Regions from separate parts of the Homo sapiens genome. Here region 1 is linked to region 2. Evidence: read pairs that join two places in POLR2A ChIA-PET (ENCODE). Cell type or tissue: MCF 10A. All regions are shown on one strand. Each heading gives the region's core, and the rest is flanking DNA. Links, peaks and the distances in the headings are about the cores only. Region 1 overlaps YAP1 (Yes1 associated transcriptional regulator). Region 2 overlaps YAP1 (Yes1 associated transcriptional regulator).

Evidence for each region. Peaks named below come from ENCODE experiments on the same cell type or tissue, not always from the same donor. Only the 100,000 strongest peaks of a DNase experiment are listed, where the experiment ranks them.
Region 1: POLR2A ChIA-PET joins it to region 2 with 11 read pairs; 4 of 35 experiments call an interaction of 5 or more read pairs at or near these places.

What each region holds. Positions count from the first base shown.
Region 1 is chr11:102,138,796-102,150,444 of GRCh38, forward strand. The region is part of intron 2 of YAP1 (Yes1 associated transcriptional regulator); the gene reads left to right. Among named protein-coding and RNA genes, the nearest start is that of YAP1-DT, 34 kb to the left of the region's middle. In MCF 10A, for the core only: no CTCF peak of the experiment used is centred there; a DNase peak (open chromatin) is centred at 6,386.
Region 2 is chr11:102,217,763-102,229,411 of GRCh38, forward strand. It overlaps YAP1 (Yes1 associated transcriptional regulator), which reads left to right. Exons shown (of 9, transcript NM_001130145.3): 7 at 5,860-5,990; 8 at 9,707-9,819. Among named protein-coding and RNA genes, the nearest start is that of BIRC3, 94 kb to the right of the region's middle. In MCF 10A, for the core only: no CTCF peak of the experiment used is centred there; DNase peaks (open chromatin) are centred at 6,219, 8,349 and 9,129.

The DNA.
Region 1 (11,649 bases), core at 1,608-9,607, 79 kb before region 2:
TGTGGGTATCTATATACATAAATATAGATAAAATAATGCAGGAGGCGAATACTTGCAGTGGCTTTAGGATGATTGTTATATTCCTGTGGTTCCTGCTTCCCAGAAATGTTTTCTGTGATTACATCACACGTGTCCAGGTTTCTTATGAATGAACACTTAAGGAGCACTGCTTCACTGGAGGGTAATTAACACATTCTCAGACATTTAATTTCAAAAGCAAAGCATATATGTCTTTCTCTAAAGGCCCATGAAAACAAGTTTTTTTTTTTTCTCTTCATGAAATTGAGTGATTATAAAAACTGATTTAATCCATTGTAATTTTTTGTTATCCAAAAGTTGATTTTAAACAGTGAATCAGATTTCGGCACTGTGATTCATACTCCCAAAATGAGTAACATGATTAGCAGGATATTCCTAGTTGTTCTCTTGACTTAAAAAAAAAAAAAGTCCATGGTGACTCCTCCATTTTTGGTAGTGGAGTTGTATTGGGTCTATGAAGAGGCTTTGCGAGAAAAAAGAGCAGCTATTTATGGAGCATTTCCTCAGGCCTGCAATTTGAAGCTATTATAGCAAAGTTGCTGAGCAAGTCCGTGATTGCAGGCCAACAGTCATTCAAGCCCCCATCCTGCAGTCTGTGTGGAGTGAGTTCAAAACTACTGCTGTGCAAAGTTTTCCCTCTGCAGTGTTTATCAGTTGCCTACTTTGTAAAGAGCAAGGGTTTCAGGCATTCTAAACCCGCTTTGTTAACTGGTAGATTATTAAGCAGTTACAGGATATAAGCTAGTTTTTGGGTGTTCGGGAGATTGTTCAGCATTTAAGAATACAATGATTCCCCCATCCCCTACTCCCTTTTAGTTACTTAAAATCAAACCATCTTATCATAAAATGCAGATTTTATGCAGATTTTTCCAGCAGTTTTACTTACGCTTATAAAAACAGATGTTGGGTTGTCTGTCAAAGGAATTATATCCTGTAGACCTGGAATCTGTGTTTGAGGGGAATTTGATTTTAGATTGTAGATTGCTTTGTTGCCTACCTATGAAAACATCATTTATTTTTGTGTAGGGTTTTGTGAGCTTTTTTTTTAAATGGTGACAGAAAATGAAAATAGCCTAATTGTGTTTTTTATCATCAAAGGATGAAATTGGCTTATCTGAATTTGGCTGGAAAATTTGATTTGGTATCAGCAAATGATGAACTGAAAATCAATGAGCTTTAATCTGCTCTGGATAATATTAACAGGGGTTTATCCTAAATAGGACTCTTCTAACCTGTGAATCTTAGAACCTTTCCACTTTTTGGTGTCAAAGTTTTAAAGCATAGTAGCTTTTCTGTATATATAGTCTGATAGTGTAAAAAAAATTGGGTGTTGTTGCATGTTATTCTCTGTCCCTGTAAAAAAAAAAATCTGTATTTTTCCATTGTTCTGGAAAAAATTCAATTTCAAGGAAAATTTTATATAGCTACTAGAAAATTAGTTTTTAGCAATATCTATGATTTTCATTTCAAGAAAGCAACAATTGATAGGAATTATGTTTTGAGGATTGAAATCTACTCTAAATTGAAAGTGTTCACATTTAATATAATAATCTAGGATATTTAAAAGTCATATGGGCATTCTATAAAAGAGAAGTATTTCTTAATCTGTTTCAGTACCCCCCATGCCAACAAAACTACGCATGATAGCAACACACACTAAAAAGAGAAAGAACAGTGTCATTAAAGGATGTCCCCCAGATTACTAGGCCTTTTAAAAATGACATCTTAGGCCTGGCGTGGTGGCTCACACCTGTAATCCCAGCACTTTGGGAGGCCAAAGCGGACGGATCACGAGGTCAGGAGTTTGAGACCAGCCTGGCCAACATGGTGAAACCCTGTCTCTACTAAAAATACAAAAATTAGCCGGGCGTGGTTGTGCGCACCTGTAATCCTAGCTACTTGGGAGGGTGAGGCAGGAGAATCACTTGAACCTGGGAGGTGGAGGTTGCAGTGAGCTGAGATCGTGCTGTTTCACTCCAGCGTGGGCAATAGAGTGAGATTCCATTTCCCAAAAAAAAAAAGACATCTTAATCCCTACGTTCTCTTGGGTTTCAGTAAGATTGGGTGAAATAGTGAGTTTCTTAACTGTGGCAGTTACAACTGAGAGAAATTTTCTAGTTCTGTTACATAAATTGAAATTGAGGACATTTCTATTTCACTGAATGGTGGCTTTTGGGAAGTGGTCCTTAGATGTTGTTGCCTCACCTTTGTGCCTCACCCCCATCTTTTCCGGAACGATTTAAATGAAATATACATTCCCTTAAGATTCAGCTCAGGTGTTAATTCCTCTAGAGAGTCTACCTAGATTTTTCCTGTCCAAAGTCTGCCTTGGGAGTCCCTCATGGCCTTTCACAACTACACTGCATTGGGAATATGAGTTTTCACTTTGGACTTGATATTGTGTCTTGTGTGCCTAGCATAGAGATGCAGCACAATATGAATGCTCACCAAAAAGAAGTTGAGAACTATTTTCGTGTTCCCAGTCATTTCAGAAGCATTGACTTATTTTTACCTGTTTTGGTGTCTTTATAAAGCTTCAGCACCATGCTCAGAGGTATGGGACAAGGATTGAGAGCAATGCAGTCCCTGTCCTCGGTTAGGAGGCAAGGTGGGTGCAATGGTAAGAAGTGGTATGAAAAAATATCCAGTTGGCGCTAAACAATGTGGTAAGCCCTAAGTAATGTAGCTTAGGAACTCAGGAAAAAAAGAGAGACTTACTTCTGTGTTGGAATTCTTGGAGAAGTTTGGTCTTTGGTTGTATTTGAAAGATGGATAAGAATAGACAGAATAGGATTTTATTCTGTATTGAATCCTTTTGTTGACTTTGCTTTATCTGTCATGGTTTTATAACAACATGTAATTTTAGTATTTCTGCATTTGGTTAAAAAAATTTCCTCTCATTTGAATTTTAGGTGCCTGATTGCTTATTCTCCTCCACTAGATGTGGTAAGGCCCATTGGACCCACCATTGTGTCTTATGCACTTAGCATAGTTTGTCTGGTATGCAATAGATATTTGAGAATGTGGTGTGCCAGCTGATTTACTGACTGAATTCTGGAGCATTGTTTTCCTCATTTGTAAAATTCGGGGATTGGAATATGTGATTCGTAAGAACTTTTGCAGCTCTAAAATGCTGTGAAATTCAATAGATTTCCTGTGAATTCTCAAGTCTATATATATTTTCTAGTGTGATAACATTGTATTTGCAGTGTTTTTCATGTAGAATAAAGTATAAGTTTAATATATAAATGTTATCATTAATCCAGAAGATTTAGTAATGTTGGCAATAGGAGGAGTATTTTCAGAAGGATTTTTCTTACTGTTACTTAACTGATATTTTGGAGGAAAATGAAGAATAAAAGCTCTAACAGTGACATTATAGAATTTAGGTAGAAATTAAGAGGGAGTTGATATTTAGGGCTGAAAAAGAGAGGGCCAACCTTTCTAGAGAAAGATCGATGATTAGTTTTTGGTTGTAGTTTTGGTAAGAATGCAAAGTAATTTTAAGCAATATTTGTCCTGTTTGAGAAAATGCTAACATATCACAAATTGTTTATTATCTGTCAAACTGTGGAAAAGAAATTAAAGAAGTTTGAGATTTTAACTTGCAGCTGTTTCTGATTTGTACTTTTCTCTTAGCATGAAGACTGAGGCAGTCACCATTCCTGAGAGCCAAAAAAGGGCCGTCTTCAGCCTTCTGAGGGAAGAGCTATTCATTGATGTCAGAGCCATGGCATAGCCAGACACTTTCCATAGCTTTGAGAATCTATTCTTGACAGTCAGTTTTAGTTTTAGACTGTTTTGATTGTCAAGTACAACTCAGAAGTTTTGTATGTGTCACTTTCCATAGCTTTCAGAATTTATTCTTTACAATCAGTTTTAGTTTTAGATTGTTTGGATTGTCAAGTAAAACTTAGAATTTTTTTTTATTTTATGAGTAGGGTAATAATTTATACTTAGATTTAATTTCAAAGAACCGTTTGTGGCTAATAAGATATTTTCAAACTTTTTTAGTAATTGATAGGAACTTCGTTTTGAGCATATAACATTTGTTTTATGTCCTGCATTTGATATTACTGCTTTGAAGTGAGAGCAACTGTATCTTAAATACTTAGGTGTAGTCTCTTAACGTGTGTTACCTCTTTTAATCCTCTTCATAGTTAACTGTTTTATAAATTGGGGGCCTGCTTTGAAGAGATTAAGTAACTTAAACAGGTTCACCCGTCCAGGTATGTGTCACTCCAAAGCAGGAGCAGTTTCTGTGACCCTATGGCTGCCTCTCTGCAACCATTAAAAGGTTTTTTTTGTTTTTTTGTTTTTGCCCTTCAACAAGTTTTGGCATAGGTTAAGAGAAATATAGACTATATTGCGTTTTCTGTAGTATCTCATATGGCATACTTATTCATTTGGTGATCAGTAAATACTTGTTGAATTAAACTGGGGCACTTGCTATGTTCCTTAAAAGAAGTGGCATCAATAAGGAAGAATTAAGTACTGTTGCAGAAGCTCACCAGATGATTCTGATGTATCCATCCACTTACCAAATAGTTGTTGAATGAACTGGAAAATTTTCAGATTTAAGATATGATTGGCATATACTTTTTCATATCATCAAATACATCCATCAAGCCATGAGATGGGTAGACCCTCATTGTACAGATGTGGAAATGTTCACCAACATTAGCCAGCACACCCCCCATATCTGCCCCAACCCTCAAGTTTCCTTGATTATTTTATGTATGTGCGATAATGTGTGATACTACTACTACATAAACTGTAAAGGGCCATATATATGTTCCCCTTTATTACCTGACTATTGCTAACAGCAGAACACATAGTGTAGGCATGAAAGGAAGGCTACATAGCCATCTTGTTTTATCTGAAAACCAGTGTTTTAATCGAACAGGTTACTTGTTAGTACTTACATATTGACTTAGAAGTTGATAAAGATTTCATTTATGCTTGTGTTGCTCAGTTTTTGTATGATAACTGTGAAAACAGTAGCAAATTCAAATTGACAGTCATTTGTCATAACCTCCTTAATGGAACTGTCCTGCTTGGAATTTCCCACTTCTGGGAATGATAAGCAATAGGAATGATTTCTTTCATAGTACCTGATTAAGATAAAGTGGCCTTCATCATAAAGACGTGTAAAGAAAACTAAGCAAATGTAGAGGCTGACAGATATTTGTAGAGGGCATCCCAGCATTGGCAGTCCAGCCTGAGAAGAGACAGGATGACCTCCAGGGTGCTTTCTGGCTCCAGACCTGTGATCAAGAGTCCATAAGCATAGCTGATTGAGCACTGAAAGTAGTGATTACCAGAGAAACCAATGTTTAATGAAAAGTGAAAATTCTTGACATTGTAGAAATGATTATTTATGCCTATATACATAGAGAAATCCCAGTAATATTTTCTCAACTATGTACAGAATTAGTTCAGGTTATATAGTTCTTGTCATGATCTTAGGGCCAAATTATTCCCATAGGAGTAAAGTACATATTCAATTGTATTATTTAAATTGGAGAAAAAAATTTATGTAAAGAAAGTTACCTTATGCCATTTTAGAACCTCTGCTATTTAAAGTAAGTCACCTGTTGTATGAATTTGTAATGTGGCTTATTGATTTTTCTAGGATGCATATTTTTAAAGAGCAGAATAAGCTTCTGCTTTCAGGAATTCAGCCTAGTATTTCAAATGAGAGCTCATGTATTGCAACATTATTTATCTATTTTTGTAAAGGGCTGTTAATCACTTGGTGCCACCCTGTCTGAGTTGTGTGCTTGTAGATTGTTCACATGAAATCACTTGATATGGCATCTCATTTCTGCAAGAATTTTTTCTGTATTTTTAGCCCACCAGCCTAGCATGAAGTTAAATTATTTAATAGAAATATTTAGAGACCAGAAGCTTACTTTTAATTTTGCGAATGTTGCCTTACCCTTTTTGGAATAGGTTACTGTTTAAAAACGTGTCGATGTAGTTATGCAATATAATTCATTTATCCTACCTTTGGCCAAAACACACACACACACACACACACATACACACACTCATGCTCACACACTCATGCTCACACACACTTATTCTGTCTCTCTCTCTCCTTCTCCTTCCCTCCCTCTCAGCTATTTCTGAGCACAGAGTCTTTTGTTTAAAAGAGGGATTAGTATGTCAAATTTGTTTCTATATTGTATTTCTGGGTTTGAAGTTTTACTGGATACTTGGTTTTTGGTAAGGCTGTCATTTAATGCCTCTTGAATTATTCTGCAGGAGTATTAGCAAGAGTTGTAAACCGGAGTTCATATGTGAAATGTGAGACTGTGACCTCTTGATCCAGAGGCCAGGACTGTTGCCAACTGAACCAAACCCTTCCTTTTCCTAAGAATAGAAGTGCTCTGCCTAATGATTGGAGTTCAGCTCAGTGTTTTTGGTGTTCTCCAGTAATTGGTTAGAATCTCACCAATTGTGTTTTGAGTGGCCAAGCAAGTATTTCTTTGTAGGGATAAAGAGAGGTACAATGTGAATAATTTCTTTAAAGAGTTCATGAAGGAATTCTGGTATATCAGAAATACCACTGATATGTATGACCTGCCTCTGCTCCTGCCCCATAGAAGTTGCTATCAAATGTGGAAAGACACTGTGGAAAGAAGTGTCCATTTTTAATGTTAAATGTAACCAATTTGATAAGAAACCTATAATAATTGTATCATCTAGGTCTCTAATACTTGAAAACTTAAGTTCTATAAATTATAAATATTGAACTGAGAAAAAAATTGAAGGTAAAAGACGTTATTAGGACAAAGAATTAGGTTATTTGTGAGGCAGTAAATGTAAAATGTTGACTGTATTTTATAACCTATTAGTTTGAACTGTTCAAAATCAGAACATAGTGAGCTTCACAAGTTTTCATCTTATGGACAGGATTAATAATACTTCATAAATTCACTATTCCCATTCTCAGATCCAAGATGCCTTATATATATTTCTACTTTCCTTACTCCTTTGCTCACTCATTTTGCTCATTGGACTTTCCAGTATTTGCAGTGTTTTGATTCCTGACTGTCTTGAAGTCTTTCAGGACAAAAGTGGCTATGAAGCTGCTGTCTGCCAGAGAGACTAAAAGAGAAGCCCTCTTCTTTGACCCAGATAGTAAAGATAGATCATTTGATCAAAATTCAGTTAGGTCAAGTTAGTTAAGTCAGAATGTCAAGGAATCAGTTTAGTTAGTTAAGTTAGTTAAATTACATATAAGTAATGTACTTGGACAAGTCATAGAACGATGACCTACAGATTAAGGTCCATAGCCTGGCCCCATATCACCTTTCTAGCCTCATCTCTCCCTCCCTCTTTTTTAATTAATAAAAGACAAATAGAGACAGGGTCTCACTATGTTGGCTAGGTTAGTCTTGAACTCTTGGCCCCAAGCAATCCTCACACCTAGACCTCCCAAAGTGCGAGGGTTACAGGCGTGAGCCACCACACCCGGCCTCTAGCCTCATCTGCATCTGCCATCTCTCCTCCTCACTCCTCTCTCCTGCCTGTGAGACACCACCAATTGGATGTACTGAAGAGATGCACCTCTTTTACATGTTGTATATTCATGCATGCATTGGTAGCATTGTAAATGCTCTTTACTACTTCAGCTACTTACCCTGAGAAGGTCTTACACACCCCTCATTTTTACTTTATCGTTTAAGGCTCTCAGATCTAACTCAAATGTGTCACCATCTTTTTCCTGTAGCTCGTACTAATAACATTTGAACCCCTCCCTTATCCCAACTTCTGTAGCATTACTTTACTCATTTTTATTCCTATAGCATTTCCTCAACTCTAATATGTCTATTTTTTACATTTTAACCTCTGAAATTAGGGTACTTCTTACAATTCATGGGATCTTAGTTTTGATTAAACAAGGTACTTCCATTCTGGTGGAGAATTGAGATTCTGTGCTTGCCTTGCTTCTGGAACTTTCATTCTTGGGTCCATATCTCTAATTCCTCTTCCAGCACGACAACTAATAATTTGTGCTCAAATGTTGCTAAATGGAATTAAAATACTGTGTCTGGCTTTTACTATATTCAGGGGAATTTCAAGGGCATGATTTGTTCTGAAATCTATCAATAATAACAATAATGATTAGCATTTAGAGAGTCTTTATTTTGTGCTAGGCACTGCTTTAATTCCTTTATCTGGAGTAACTCAGTGAGTCTTCACAGTAACTCTGTTATCTCTATTTTATTTTTGAGAAAGCTAGGGTACAGTTCAGCCAAAATCGTAGAACTAATAAGTGGCACACTTAGGATTCTAGCTCTGTTAATCTGGCACCAAAGTCCACGTAACCACTGTTATATACTAAAATGTATTTGAATGTTTATTTAACCAGCTCTGCGCTTTGTGCTTTAGCTGCATTTTTTAATGTAATCCTCATTATAGCCACATGAGGATTTATAGTGTAGTATGCCAGAACACTCCAGTAGTCATCTTTAGATGTAAATTCTAGTCTCTATTCTGATACTATGAAGAGATAAACATATTATAGTAAATTTCTACATGTACATGCGGGAGTTTGAGGGCTAATAAGATGATCTTTCTAGTCTTTTCTACCTTTTGAAATCATTAAATTTAATTGCTGAAATAAATCCAGACTCTGGTGGAAATGAACTAACATTGAGCACCTTTTATGCTTAAGGCAGGTGCGCATTATCCCTATTTACAGATGAGGAAAAGAAGTTCAAAGATGAAATAATATGACCAACTTATTGAACAAGAAGTACAGGCAGAATCTGTTTCAGCATTGAATCTCCACCCCTGAGGATGGCTTCTACACAGGCAGAGCCTCTGTGATATTATTTTTATTTTTGGGGTTTTTAGGAAATCTTTTTTCTCCACCATTTTTTTATTTCACCATTAAGTTATCTTAAAACCAGGTCATTAGCTGTCTTTTGCTTACGTATTTTAGTTATTTTCAACAGCTTTTACTAAACATTTCGTAACCATGTACATATTACTTAATATTAACCACACCATTTCTCTGTCATCTATACCACAGGCTTTAAAAACTGGCATATTAGAGATATTAGAATGATAGTCATGTGAAAGGAGAAGAAAATGTCTACTATGTAGATTTTAGAAATTATTGGAGTATATTGTGGAAGTTAAAGTTATAGAAAGGATTTTGAAAGCATCTTTGAATTTTCTAGCATTGTGTTAGCTTTATGACTATCCTTGGTTATTTAGAATAATTAACACAGAGTAGTCTATATTAGACACTTAAGAATTTTGAATGCTTTTACTCTGTTTTAAAATTCTAGCCAGTTTCATAACATGAAATTAATAGAGCATGCTTAAAATTGGGAAACTTTGGTGTTTCTTAGTTGACTTGTAAGAGATTGCAGCTTTGATCTCTAAGCTGCAAGTAAACATCTGACTTGTCTATAAACACATGGTTTCAAGGCTTTGGGGGAGCCTAAGAAGATCATTGGTTTGAAAGCTGAAATAAGTGTACATTTATGACACTTGTGTTTCTGCAAAAAGAGAAGCTTTGGATTAAGTTTATCTGAGAAATGTTGTGTGATAGACAAGAACTGAAAAAAACAAGAGCTATGACAAAGACTTAGGTGGTTTAGTGGTGGTTCACTCAGTTCAATAAATCCCGTGTACTTAACGTGTGCTACACACTGATGGTTTTTGGATGGCATTAATGTGCCTAGTTTAAGGATTCCATGAGAGTTCATGATACTCAGTATTGGTGTCAACTTGGGGGTAACCATACAGCACTAGAATCATTATAAAGTATTTATTCAATATATTTTTAAGATATTATTTCTCTTACTGTTCTCTGGACAAGACATCAGTATCTGAAATGCCTTTCCTCACCTTCTGTCTGTTCTTGGTCATTATATCAATCTACTTTTAAGAACATATACAAATTATGCTTTTTATTGCACATGTAGAGATTTAATATAGGAGGAAATGTTTGAAAGTATATAAAAGCCAAAAGAACAAATAAATGATCTCATAACCGATTGATAACTTATTGGCTGTATATTTTCAGACTGTTTAACTATAATCTTTTAATATTGCCAAACAGTTCTCTAGTACAGTTATAACTATTTGTTGTTCCACTAGCTGCAAATGATAGATAGAGCCTATTAAAATATTACTTTTTTACTGCTTTGTGTGGTATTCTGATATCTTTTACCTCTTCATGTGTTGCTATGTAGTTTTTGTTGGTTACAGTTTGAAATATGAGTTCCTTTTGCTTATTAAAGTGACATTTCTGGGCAAAACACCATACTGGAGGATTTGGAGGAAATCTTGAAATTGTTCCTAAAGGCAACAAATTGAAGATATATTAATGCTATGTAACCTGAGCACATTTAGATAGGAGATCACCAGCCATTGGAGTCAATCTGCAACTTCCTGAACAGGCATGTTTTGGAGCCAGGCTTTGAAGAAGCTGTAGGATAAGAGAAGGAAGAGACATGGTTTGTACAGGGAGATGGAATAAGATGGGTATGATATGTATGCTGGATTAGAAATTGATAGGATACCTTCAAGAGAGAAAAGAAGCTAGTGAGATAAAGGGTTCAAAATGAATGTTAAGCCAGGAGATGGATGAAAGAGGAAGGCAGATTTATTGTCAAGGGAGGGGAAAGACTAACATCAGTTATGTTTAAGGGAAGCTGGCCTAGCAATTTACATGGAAGTGGCTTGTGATACAGGGAGTATAGTTTAAGTCTTTTAAGGTATATGTGAAATGATTGGCCAAACTTGTTATTGCTGAGTATAGAAAGTAAAAACAGAAATGGTATGTAAATAACTTAATATTGCTTTTGTGATCATGGAAAAGTAGGAAGGATTTGTTTGGGAAAGGAACGATGAATACCTTTGTTTTCAGTTACATAAAAGATTAAATTAATTTTCCTCCTCTTTCTTGTTCTGTTGCAACTTTGGACTCCAGTTGGAGACTGGATCTCCCTTATTCTGTACCTGACATCACCTGGCATGATGACTTTGCTCATAGTTGTTGCTCAGGAACATTCATTAACTAATTGCGTATATGAAGAAATATAGATTACTGGAGTATGTCTTTCCACTGCTCTACTGATATTTGCTAAAAAAGAGATTTTGAGTAGTGTGCTTTTTTTTTTTTTTTTTTTTTTTTTTTGAGACAGTCTTGCTCTGTGGCCCAGGCTGGAATGTAGTGGCGCTATCTCGGCTCCTTGCAACTTCCGTCTAGTGGATTCAAGCGATTCTCCTGCCTCAGCCTCCTGATTAGCTGGGATTACAGGCATGTGCCACCATGCCTGGCTAATTTTGTATTTTTACTAGAGACGAGGTTTCACCATGTTGGCCAGGCTGGTCTTGAACTCCTGAGCTCAGGTGATCCTCCCGCCTCGGCTTCCCAAAGTGCTGGGATTACAGGTGTGAGCCACTGCGCCCAGCCTGCTTACTACTTTGCACAGAAATTAGAAGTATCATTTTAGCATCCCTTGTCTTTTGTCTGCCAATCAAGAAGTTTCAGAATGTTTTGATCTTTGGCCAAGTAAAGTATTGCCAGTCAGTGTCTTGGGAGATTTTAAAGTGATGACGTAGTGCTTAGTTATC
Region 2 (11,649 bases), core at 2,071-10,070:
TACCAGAACCTCTGCCTCCCGGGTTCAAGCGATTCTCCTGCCCCAGCCTCCCAAGTCCTCCCGAGTAGCTTGAATTACAGGCACCTGCCATCACACCCAGCTAATTTTTTGTATTTTTAGTAGAGACGGGGTTTCTCCATGTTGGTCAGGCTGGTCTCGAACTCCCAACCTCAGGTGATCTGCCCACCTCACCCTCCCAAAGTGCTGGGATTACAGGTGTGAGCCACTGCACCCGGCTGAGGATGATTATCTTGATTGTAGTGGCAGCTTCACAGGTGTACACACATGTCAAAACTCATCAATTTATGCACTTTATAATTTATTGTATATCCGTTATATATCAAAAAGCTTTTCAAAATTTACTTGGAATATCTAATCACCTGTAACTAAAAGTTTCAAAACTCAGCTGAGTATTTATACCTTTAGTATGCTATCCATAATCTGCATATATGTTATTTGTATCATTGGCCTTGTTACATTAGAGTCATCCCTTGGGGGATTGGTTCCAGCAAGTCCCTTATATAAAATGGCATGCTATTTGCATATAACCTACACACATCCTCCTGTATACCTTAAATCATTTCTAGATTACTTATAATACAATGGAAATGCTATGTAAAGAGCTGTTACACTGTTATAACTGTGTTGTCATTCTGTATTGGGAATAATGGCAAGAAAAATAGTCTATATATGTTAAGTACAGACACAGCCTTCCATTTTTCTTCTCGAATATTTCGATCCATACTTGGTTGCCTTACGGATATGAAAGGCTAACTATATTTGTTTTCATGCCAAATTCTTCCCTATTTGATTAATAATACACTCCTGCCACCAGTAAGTAAAGTGTCTTTTTTTCATTGATTCTTTCAAGTCTAATTTAGGTGAATCCTTAGGTTAGTTACTGTTAGTCATGGCTCAAATATAGGTTTAATGAGAAGAGTGTTTCCATAGCCCTTCAAGGGGTCGGATATCTCCTTAGGTAACTTGGAATGATTTCCCTGCTTACTGACATCTCTAAGTTATCTTTCTTTATAAATCTGCATAGTTGGTTCTGCAGTGTCTGCTGACATAGAAATTCAGTTGTTAAATGAAGTAAAAAGTAAAAATTTCACGGCTTTTAACAAACATAGTGGCCAAATTCAAAGCAGCAAGAACATGGAGAGTCTAGTCTGCACATGATACTAGTTTTAACCTAATAAAAAGTAGGAATTTTATTTAAAAGGCTAAAATAAAAAGTTGTAAAAATAATATGAAAATTATAGCCAATTCAGTTATTTTAGTTATGACTTACAGTTTAGTGTTATATATTTGTTTTGTGCTACAAACAGGAGCATACCTTCTTTGATAAAAAGCAAATGAGAGTCTTTAGAATATTCTCCAATACTCCCATGTTTGTCACAGAACCCTAGGCATCAGCCTTTTCTGGAGTCTATAATTTTATTCATTTTAAAGTTTATTGTTAAATACATCCTCATATTTTAAGAGCAAAATAAATTCTTCAAGGAATTTTAAGTTGTTTTATGCTCCAGAGTAATTCATTCACTCTGGCCTTAGGGGGTACAGCAAAAATAATTACGATATTTTGTGATAAGTGCTGTGTTCAGGATGTTAAAGACATGACATGTCTGTGTCTAATCCAATCTCAAGATCGAGATGGGATCACCACGGAGAGTTTCTTCAAAAAGGTAGTGCCTTCACCAGGTCTTAAATAATACGGAAGAAAGGCATGGTATTGAGAGGATGTGTCCTCCCACAGACAGACTACAATGAGTGTAGTATCACTGTTTTAAAGTCACTTCTCACTTTGTAAGATGAGCATGGGAGGAGTCAAAAGTAGAAGATAGAAAAGAAATAAGAGGGATCCCCATAAGACTGCAAGAAAAGTTAAAAAGATGATGAGTATAAATGAAGTTACTTTTGAGGCAAGCAGGAAGAGGTGGCAAGAGGGGCCAGAAAAATCAAAGATTATACCTGATGACCTGGTTTTTTTTGTTTGTTTTGTTTTTTGTTTTTTGTTTTGAGACAGAGTCTCGCTCTGTCACCTAGGCTGGAGTGCAGTGGCGCAATCTCAGCTCACTGCAACCTCAGCTTCCTGAGTAGCTGGGACTACAGGCATACGCCACCACGCCTGGCTAATTTTTTTATATTTTCAGTAGAGACGGGGTTTCACCATGTTGGTCAGGCTGGTCTCCAACTCCTGACCTCAAATGATCCGCCCACCTCAGCCTCCCAAAGTGCTGGGATTACAGGCGTGAGCCACCACACCCAGCCAATGGCCTCAGTGTTCTAATGTAGATGGAAAAGAAATAGACATGGACTTCACTGGCTGGGCATGGTGGCTCACGCCTGTAATCCTAACACTTTGGGAGGCCAATCGCTTGAGCTCAGGTGTTAAGACCAGCCTGGGCGACATATAGTGAGACCTTGTCTCTACAAAAAAATTTGGAGGAAGAGAAAAGAAAAGAAATGGACTTCCCTGAATAGGGGCTTGAGATAGTATGCCATATTTGGAGTAGTGACCATGAGGATGTGAAAAACAACTGACCAAGAACAAAACAAAACAAAAAAACCAATAAGTGGTACTAGGGTCCATCCAAAACCAAAGACCTTTAATTTGTAATGATAACATTCTGGATAGTTATGTGATTTCTTTTTTTTCTTTTCCCTTAGCATTTCTCAGCAATCTCAGAATGAAAATGGAACAAATACACTTTGGCATTGCTTTGGGGTTGGGATTTGCTGGGCTGAGATAAAATTATATGTACATCAGGAATCTAAAAGGTGCTTATGCTGTTTTGAATGATCAGTCATGAATTTAAGCTTGTAGGGAAGGAGAAAAAAAAATAAGATACCAAAAGACAGCCAATAGACTAGACTAGTAAGGAGAGATGGGTCTGGAGTCTCTGAGGTTGGAGGGCTGGTAGAGTGGACATGAGTCTATGCAGGAACTGGTTAGAAAAAAATGTGAGAAAGTAAAATAAGTGCATGTAAGATTTTGGGGAGAGAAGTTTCTAAGCCAGTTCTTGGGTATGACTGAGGGAATTAATGATTGAAATACAGTGATGAAGTGGTCAGTATCATTTCGGTGTAAAGGCGATCCCGGCATTTCAACAATGGGTTATTATATGGGTTTTATGCATGGAGGTCATAATTCCAATGTGATGAATGCAGTTGGAATGAAGAGAAACACTGATCATCGTCTCAAAACATGACTTAAGATTTTAGAGTTGGTTTGGTTTCAAATAACAGGATCTTAGTGGCTGTGCAATGGGTGTTTGAGTGGAGTGGAGATGAAGGTCACTGGAATCCAGAAGGTTCAGGAAGCTGTCAGGTTAAGTGAATTGTCCATTTAATACTGAAGCATGTTAAGAGGCATGGAGAATACTTGGAGTGGCAAGAGGCTTTGACCAGACTCCAGAATTTTCCCGTATATAAGATGGAGTAACGAAGAGATCAGTAAATTTGAGTACAAGAAGCAGTTTACCTTGCAGGGAAGACAGGCAAACAATTTTGGCATTTGGCCAAGTCCCTAGGTTCCCTCTCAGGACATTGGTGTTTGTTTTTTTTTAAAGTACAGGATTGAAAAGAAAAGGAATTTCATTGATACAGTTAAGAAAATATTAAATAGAAACTTGTGATATAACGTGCTTCTTTTTAATGTATAAATAACAAGATCTAAGGCTGGGTGCAGTGGCCTATGCTTGTAATGCCAGCACTTTGGGCGGCCAAGGAGGGTAGATCATCTGAGCCTGGGAGATTGAGACCAGCTGGGCAACATGGCAAAACCCTGTCTCTACAAAAATACAAAAAATTAGCTGGGTATGGTGGTGTGCCTCTGTGGCTGCAGCTACTCATGAGGCTGAGGCAGGAGGATCACTTGAGCCTAGAAGGTCAAGGCTGCAGTGAGCTATAATTGCATCACTGCATTCCAGATTGGGTGACAGAGTGAGACCCTGTCTCAAAAAGATTAAAAAAAAAAAAAATCTAGAAGCACATCTTATAACGTAACTACTGTAGCATTGAAATAGCAATGATCATAAATGGTATTTTAAAATATTTGCAACAACTACAATGTGATATGAAAACATTTATATGTTCTATTGGTGAAAAGTTAGGTACAGTGAATACTAATGGTGCATACTACATTGGAGAAAATGTTGACAAATTTAGCGAAAGTTAATGTGTAATTTTTTTTTTTTTACCCCATTGAAGTTCAGAGACTCTCTGAATTCTGTCATGGTCCGCTGGTTAAGAAACTCTGGTTTAAAGGATGGTATATCCAGAAGGCATAAACCTAAAGAAAAATAAGTGGTATTTGCATGCAGGAGAATTGTAGTTTAGAAGTGGCAGCGTAGAGCTAGGAGAAGCTTTCCATACTTCAGGACCCCATGGCGATTGTGGAGGTGAGGGCTGGAGATGGTGGGGCCGTGCCTCAGTGAGCAGACTTGGCTCAGAAAGCTGTGTGGAAGGATGACGGAGTCAGGCCAGTATCCTTTGTGATAAGAAACTGTATGTATTTCAAATCAAACCCAAAAAGTAGAGGGAAAGAAAGCTGATGGTCTAGTAGAGATGATGTTTACGATAGGTGGAGAGGCACAGTGAAAATTCTTAGGAGGGTAAGAAACAGTGAACAGATAAAGGAGAGAAAAAGGACAGAGTAGTAATGAGTGTGCTACGGATGGGTCACAGTGAGATGAACTGTTTTTGAGGTCCTGGGCAAATACAGGCTGAAACCTGGGAGGTTTGGAAGCCCTTGAAGGCAGGCCTTCTGCAACCATCAGAGTAGCAACCTACAGCCTTTGCTCAGGTTTACAGGGAGAATCCTGCTGAGAAATTGTTGGATGACCCTGAAGAAATTTTACCCCATTTTAAATATTATGTTTGTGGTGGAGAAGCCTTGGGTTTGTGTTTTAACTTCTGATGTCTTTTTTTCATTTTCCTCCTCTCTCCCTGCTAGAGGATGGAACATATTCTATCCAGCTCAGGATAGAAAAACCTAAAGTCAAAATGAGACATTTAATAGCAAAGTGTGAAATAGTGTTGGGGGTTGGGGAAGGATTGGTGTCTTATAGTAAAATCATCAGATGCTATTCTTCCTACTTCTTTTTTTTTGGCGGGGGAGGGGGTCGGGGGGTTCCAAACACACAAAACCATATAAGAGTTGTCGAGTAAAAGCAAACTTTAAGAATTATTTTTTTAGGGCCGGGCGCGGTGGCTCACGTCTGTAATCCCAGCACTTTTGGGGGGCCAAGGCGGGTGGATCACGAGGTCAAGAGATCGAGACCATCCTGGGTAACATGGTGAAACCCCGTCTCTACTAAAAAAAATACAAAAAATTAGCTGGGCGTGGTGGTGCGTGCCTGTAGTCCCAGCTACTCGGGAGGCTGAGGCAGGAGAATCACTTGAACCCAGGAGGCGGAGGTTGCAGTGAGCCAAGATTGCACCACTGCACTCCAGCCTGGTGACAGAGTGAGACTCCGTCTTGAAGAACAAAAAAAAAAAAAAAAAAAGAAGAATTTTTTTTTAAAGACCAGACTTGCCATTCTATAATAACCCAAAGGAGGATTTGGGAGTATCTTCCAGAGTAAGGAAAATAACAAAAAGAAAACAAAGTAGCAAAATGTATATAGGGTGGGGGGTGGTTAATATGACTAGACAGACTTTAAATATATGTAACTTAATTTTTAGTCATTTGAAATGGATAGAATTAGGTCATTCTGATTGGGAAATGTATTAACTTTAAAGTAGATGTTTTTAATCTATCTGCACGGTTACTCTGATGAACGTTTTATTTCTTTAAACCTAACATTAAATGTGTTAATCAGTAGATTGATTCTCTTTGGCTTTATTTTTAATTAGGAGTTAGCCCTGCGTAGCCAGTTACCAACACTGGAGCAGGATGGTGGGACTCAAAATCCAGTGTCTTCTCCCGGGATGTCTCAGGAATTGAGAACAATGACGACCAATAGCTCAGATCCTTTCCTTAACAGGTTGGTGAAAGTTGCTACTGGTGAATATCTGAAAAGGATCATTGCTTTAAAATCATTCTGCTTAGTGCTTGTAATAGGCTATTTGGAACATCTGTGTGGGCCAAAAACCATAGCTGTAAATGAATCTCTCTGTAAATGGCAAGTACATGCAGAGTTGAGGATTAAAAGTTGTCTCCTGTGAGAGGAAGTGAACTGTTCAGACTTGTACAAGGGATACTTATTCAAAGTCATGACGTGTTTGCTTCTGCCTATACTGTTGACTAACAGTTACTTAAAATTACAGAATCATGAAGGAACATGTGAATGCCTTTCTGTGAAAGCAAATGAATTTCATGTTAAACCTACTTAGGATTGCATTATAAGGATCACTGGAAGGAATTTTCCACATAGCTATTCAAGCTAAAACGTTTCACCCAGCAGCACTGTAAGGCCTCATGTTCTTAAGGGCTATAGTCCAAGGAGATAAAATGTAAGGTTGTGCCTCTTTCAAAAATGCACTAAGATTAACGGCAGTATTTGAAAATAACATAGCTTAGGGATGCTTCTTAGTGAGTTACCACAAATCCTGGGTTTCAGACAGATTGCAATATTACATAAACTGCCATTTTGAAGTCTGTAAGCTGAAACAGGTCATATTCTTTGCCTAGGAAGTCATTTAAGATTAAGATTTAACTAAAATTCCTTCTTCTAGGTTGTGGAGTTTCAAACTTTTTAAAATATGGGATTAGTTTACGCTTTGGATTCCTTTTCTAACTGATTTAAATAACACACTTTCTTAAATACTCAAAGGTATTTTGCACTAGGAAAACTATTACACCACCTTTTCAGTTCTCACCAATTGAATTGGAAACTTAGTAATTCCAAGAGAAAATATCTTATCCTGCTAAAAGTATTTAGTGCAATAGAATTCACCATTTACTCAGTTTTTAAGATTAGTACTGGTGGCCTAGTTGGAAGGTTTGATTTTGAAGACCATCTAAAATGTATTTTAAGTTTGTATTTACTCTTCTGACATACACTTTAAAGTTCTAAAAGTAAGTGTATTTATATAAGATTATAGTTCTAGACTTAAACTGAGGCTAATTAAGAGAGGCATAGCCTCAGAACTTTTTTTCCAACAAGGAAAATTTCATATCCATGTAATTCCAGTACCTGTCTTGTTGAAGGGGCTATATTAATCCCAGGGATAAAAATTAGACCATTTTAAAAATGGATAGGCTGCATATCCTTCTGACAGTCACTTATGAAGATTTTTTTTCTTAAAACTTTTGATGAGAGCTGGGCTACAATTTGAGATTCTATTTTCTGGGAAGATCAGAGTGGCAGATAATCAGTGTTACTAATCTAAGGGCAGAATTGTATATGCATTCTCTGCAGTACCCCCAGTTTCTAATAATAACATACATCTGACTTTGACTTTTTTTTTCTTTAAAAAAAAAAACAACTCTTGGCTGGGCATGATGGCTCATGCCTGTAATCCCAGCACTTTGGGAGGCCAAGGCAAGTGGACCACCACCTGGGGTAAGAGTTCGAGACCAGCCTGACCAACATGGCGAAACCCCATCTTTACTAAAAATACAAAATTAGTTGGGCATGGTCACGCATGCCTATAATCCCAGCTACTCGGGAGGCTGAGGCAGGAGAATCGCTTGAACCCGGGAGGCAGAGGTTGCGGTGAGCCGAGATCATGCCGTTGCACTCCAGCCTGGGCAACAAGAGTGAAACTTGGTCTCAAAAAACAAAAAGACAAACAAAAAAACCTCTTGATGGTTTTTCCCTTGTTTACTATTTGATTTATGTATATTCCTTAAGCTCTAAATACTTTTTGCCCCAACTTGCCTTGGCATTGACTCTTAGTAGTAATGCTGAGTTCCCTTAGTTCCCTTTTACTTTTACCCTCAAAGCTCACTCAGATGTCCCCCTCCATGAAACTTTTACCCTTTACTTCTAAGCTCCCTGTTTGTTCTGAAAGCACTGTGCTTACATCTGAGTTCATATAGCCCCTAAATATGATTCATTAGTATATTTGTTCATTTCCCTCCTTGAAGTTGTGAGCCTCTCACAAAACATTGTTTGTAGGTGGTGGTGATTGTTAACCTCTTTATCCTCAAAGCCTAGTCTAATGCCTGTCATGTAGTAGCAGATGCTCAGTGAATGTTTACTGAATGAGTGGGGCCTGTAGGAAGTGGGGTTCTGCAGGGAGCAGTTCCTCACCAGGAAAATGGCCCTGTAAACTCTGTCCTCAGGAATGCCCATGTGCTTCCCCTGTGGTTTGGAATGAACTCTGCGCAACTCTGTAAGTTCAGTTATTCAGTAATAGACTAAAATGTCTGATGTGTGTCCCATGCTTAGCAGCCGAATAGAGTGATGACTAGGACCAGGCTCTTGTCCCAGATCAGGGCAGGCAAAATACAAACAAACCACATCCTGAGGCCTTCTCATATATGGCTGCATTGTATACCAATGGTCTCAGAGGCAAATGTGTGTTTTCTTGGATCTGTGTGAGGCTTTTGAGCCTTGGCAAAATCTGGCAGAAGCATTAGAGTAAACCAGTGATGGCAGTATATAGAATGAGGGGAGAGAGAGAACAAGGCAAATGCATTGCATCATTTAGGGAAGGCAGTTGGGGTATTGACTGAGCTTTTAGCCTTGAGCAATTGTTAAACTTGTTTTTATTTTTTAACTTTTATGTAAGTTAAATAGCTGCTTATTAAATGTACAAGCCGTAGAGAAAGTTGAAGTTCACACTCACACAGACCATTGAAGAATAACAGCTGCCTTGATTTTATGCGTTTCTCTAAGATTTTGTAGAGTTAGTAGAACTCAGGGAATGCCAGCTGATGTCTAGATGCTACTAGCTTAGGAAAGTGTTCTATTTCTCAGGGTAATGGATATTTACCATACTTTTAATGTAAATCTGGGAAACCTTACTTAGTCTAAAGTGAAAATCTGTGTTGGGTCATTTTATTTTCAAGGGATGTGCCTTGCAGTTTTTTGTTTTGCTCTTTTCTTTAACTGGAGCTATATGATTTCCCGTTTCGTTTCGTACTGAAGTGTTTGAGGCTTTTTCCTCCCCCGCCCAAACACAGAAGCAAGGAGATCAAGCCACGAGTATTCTTATCTTATTGGCAGTGACTCACCTATTTTGGCTCAGTCCTAAAAGGAATTCTGGTGGTTTATTTGGGGTTGATTTTTCCTTGGCTTATGTTCTCTGCACAATAGCTAGGAATTTAACTTGAGTCTAGTGCAGACCTGTCTCCTCGCCCACCTGGAGTTTGTGTTGTGACGTCTCTGTGCCACCACCACCTGGAGAATTGAGGCCTTGGGACAAGTAAGTTGTATGGGTTCCTCCGCACCCCCAGATTCAAATGATATTACAGAGAGGAGAATACTGATGCAGAGAATTTTCTGTCAGCCAGGAAAACTAACTGGGGGTATCTTTTTTTGTCCCTTATTGTCACCAAGCACAGAACCTTAGGAGAAATCTTGGTTCCTTAGAGCTGCCAGCTTCAATTAGGATTAACTTGTCTATTTCACTTCATAGCACAAGCCCTGTCTATGGCCCTGAGGGAGGGTGCTTGTTTCAGACATTGCAGGACAGGAATTTTCACTAATCCTCTTTGAGAATTATGTTGCTGCTCAGCAGGTGTTTATTTTTACCTTGAATTGATTTTTAAAATTTTTTGTGTTGGTCTTTAACTGTCATGTTTATGTAGTGGCACCTATCACTCTCGAGATGAGAGTACAGACAGTGGACTAAGCATGAGCAGCTACAGTGTCCCTCGAACCCCAGATGACTTCCTGAACAGTGTGGATGAGATGGATACAGGTTGGTATTCTTTATTCCTCTTAGTAACCTGACTTAACAGTGGGATATGTTATCACCAGGTCTCATAAGGTATTGTAAGCAAAGATGATTCAGAAGAAAACCAATTAAAATCCTGTAAATTTGAATTAAATTGATCCTGCTTTGTCTCTATACGGTGATTTGTAACTTGTCTTTTCCTAGTTTAAAAAAATATATATCATGGATTGGCCGGGTGCAGTGGCTCATGCCTCTAATTCCAGCATTTTGGGAGGCCAAAGTGGGTGTATTGTTTGAGCCCAGGAGTTCAAGACCAGTCTGGGCAACATGGTGAAACCCCATCTCTATAAAAAAACATACAAAAATAAGTCAGCTGTCATGGTACATGCCTGTAGTCCCAGCTACTCAGGAGGCTGAGGTGGGAGGATGGATTGAGCCCCGGTGATCACACCACTGCACTCCAGTTTGGGTGACAGAATGAGACCTCTTCTCAAAAAAAAAAAAAAAAAATCATAAATTGGATATATTAGCTCTATTTGAATAAAACTCTGATAACATGACTTATGTTAGCATGTTGATCTTAATTGGCAGGACAAACTGACAACCCTGTTAGAACATCTCTCTCCTTATAGATTAGTGTCCTTAATTTTGAGAGATGTCTACATGTAATTCAGTGTTTGTCTTCATCTTTTCTCTAAGAGTTTTTGGTCCACCTTAAGTGTTATGGGGCTCAGGAAACCAGGTGGGAAAGACTAGGAGGTGGGGCTCACTTACTTTGTTAGAATAGTTGCAGAAGGCCAGGTGCGGTGGCTTAAACCTGTAATCCCAGCACTTTGGGAGGCCGAGGTAGCCAGATCACGTGAGGTCATAAGTTCAAGACCAGCCTGGCCAACATGGTGAAACCCTGTCTCTACTAAAAATATAAAAATTAGCCACATGTGGTGGTATGCACCTGTAATCCCAGCTACTCGGGAGACTGAGGCAGGAGAATCATTTGAACCCGGGAGGCGGAGGTTGCAGTGAGCCAAGATCACACCACTGCACTCCAGCCTGGGTGACAGAGCAAGACTCCGTCTCAAAAAAAAAAAAAAAAAAAAAAAAAAAGAATAGTTGCAGGGGTCTTGCAGGAGCTAAGAAATACCTGCCTCACAGGGGTAATTACGGAAGCATTTCTCCTGTGGCTTACCTGGCAACCATTGCCCTAGAGTTGACAACTGCCAGAGTGCATGAATTGGCAGGGAAATGAAGCTGTTCTTTAGCTACCAACTCTTTCACTAACTGCTTCTATTCTGAAAGTGTTTAGCAAGGCTTTTGTGCCTGTATTCATCCAGCTCCTGGCTTTGATGCTTTCTAGAATCCACACTACCCCTCCTCTCTGATTATCTAGATGTTAAATCATCCTTAGGAGCCACTTCAAACCCATTTCACACACAACACCTTTACTTACTCCTCTAATCTGTATTGCTCTCTTCTCCAGACCCCTGTAGCACTTAATGGTTTATGTTAGTTTTTCTGAAAGTATGTTCTATTGAAGCTCTGAGGAGTGTTAATGTTGTCATATGCAAAAAAGGCTCTGTGGCCAAGTAAGTTTGGGAAACCTAGAAGCAAGGCTAGGAAGATGGATTTATTCAAAGCCCTCTGGGAAGGCTTGTTTTGCTGTTAGGAAGGTGCATCTCCTAAGGGTAGAATAAAGTATTCTTGCAGTCTTTCTATTTTAGTGTTTCCCAAAGTATATTTAAGGCCAAGGTAGGTCTATACCACTCATGTTTATGTTTAGTCTTATTATGGTGGTGCTTATCTGGAAGACAGGGTAGTGATGCTGTCGTGTTGTGTACTTGTTCTTTCTCCCGCTGC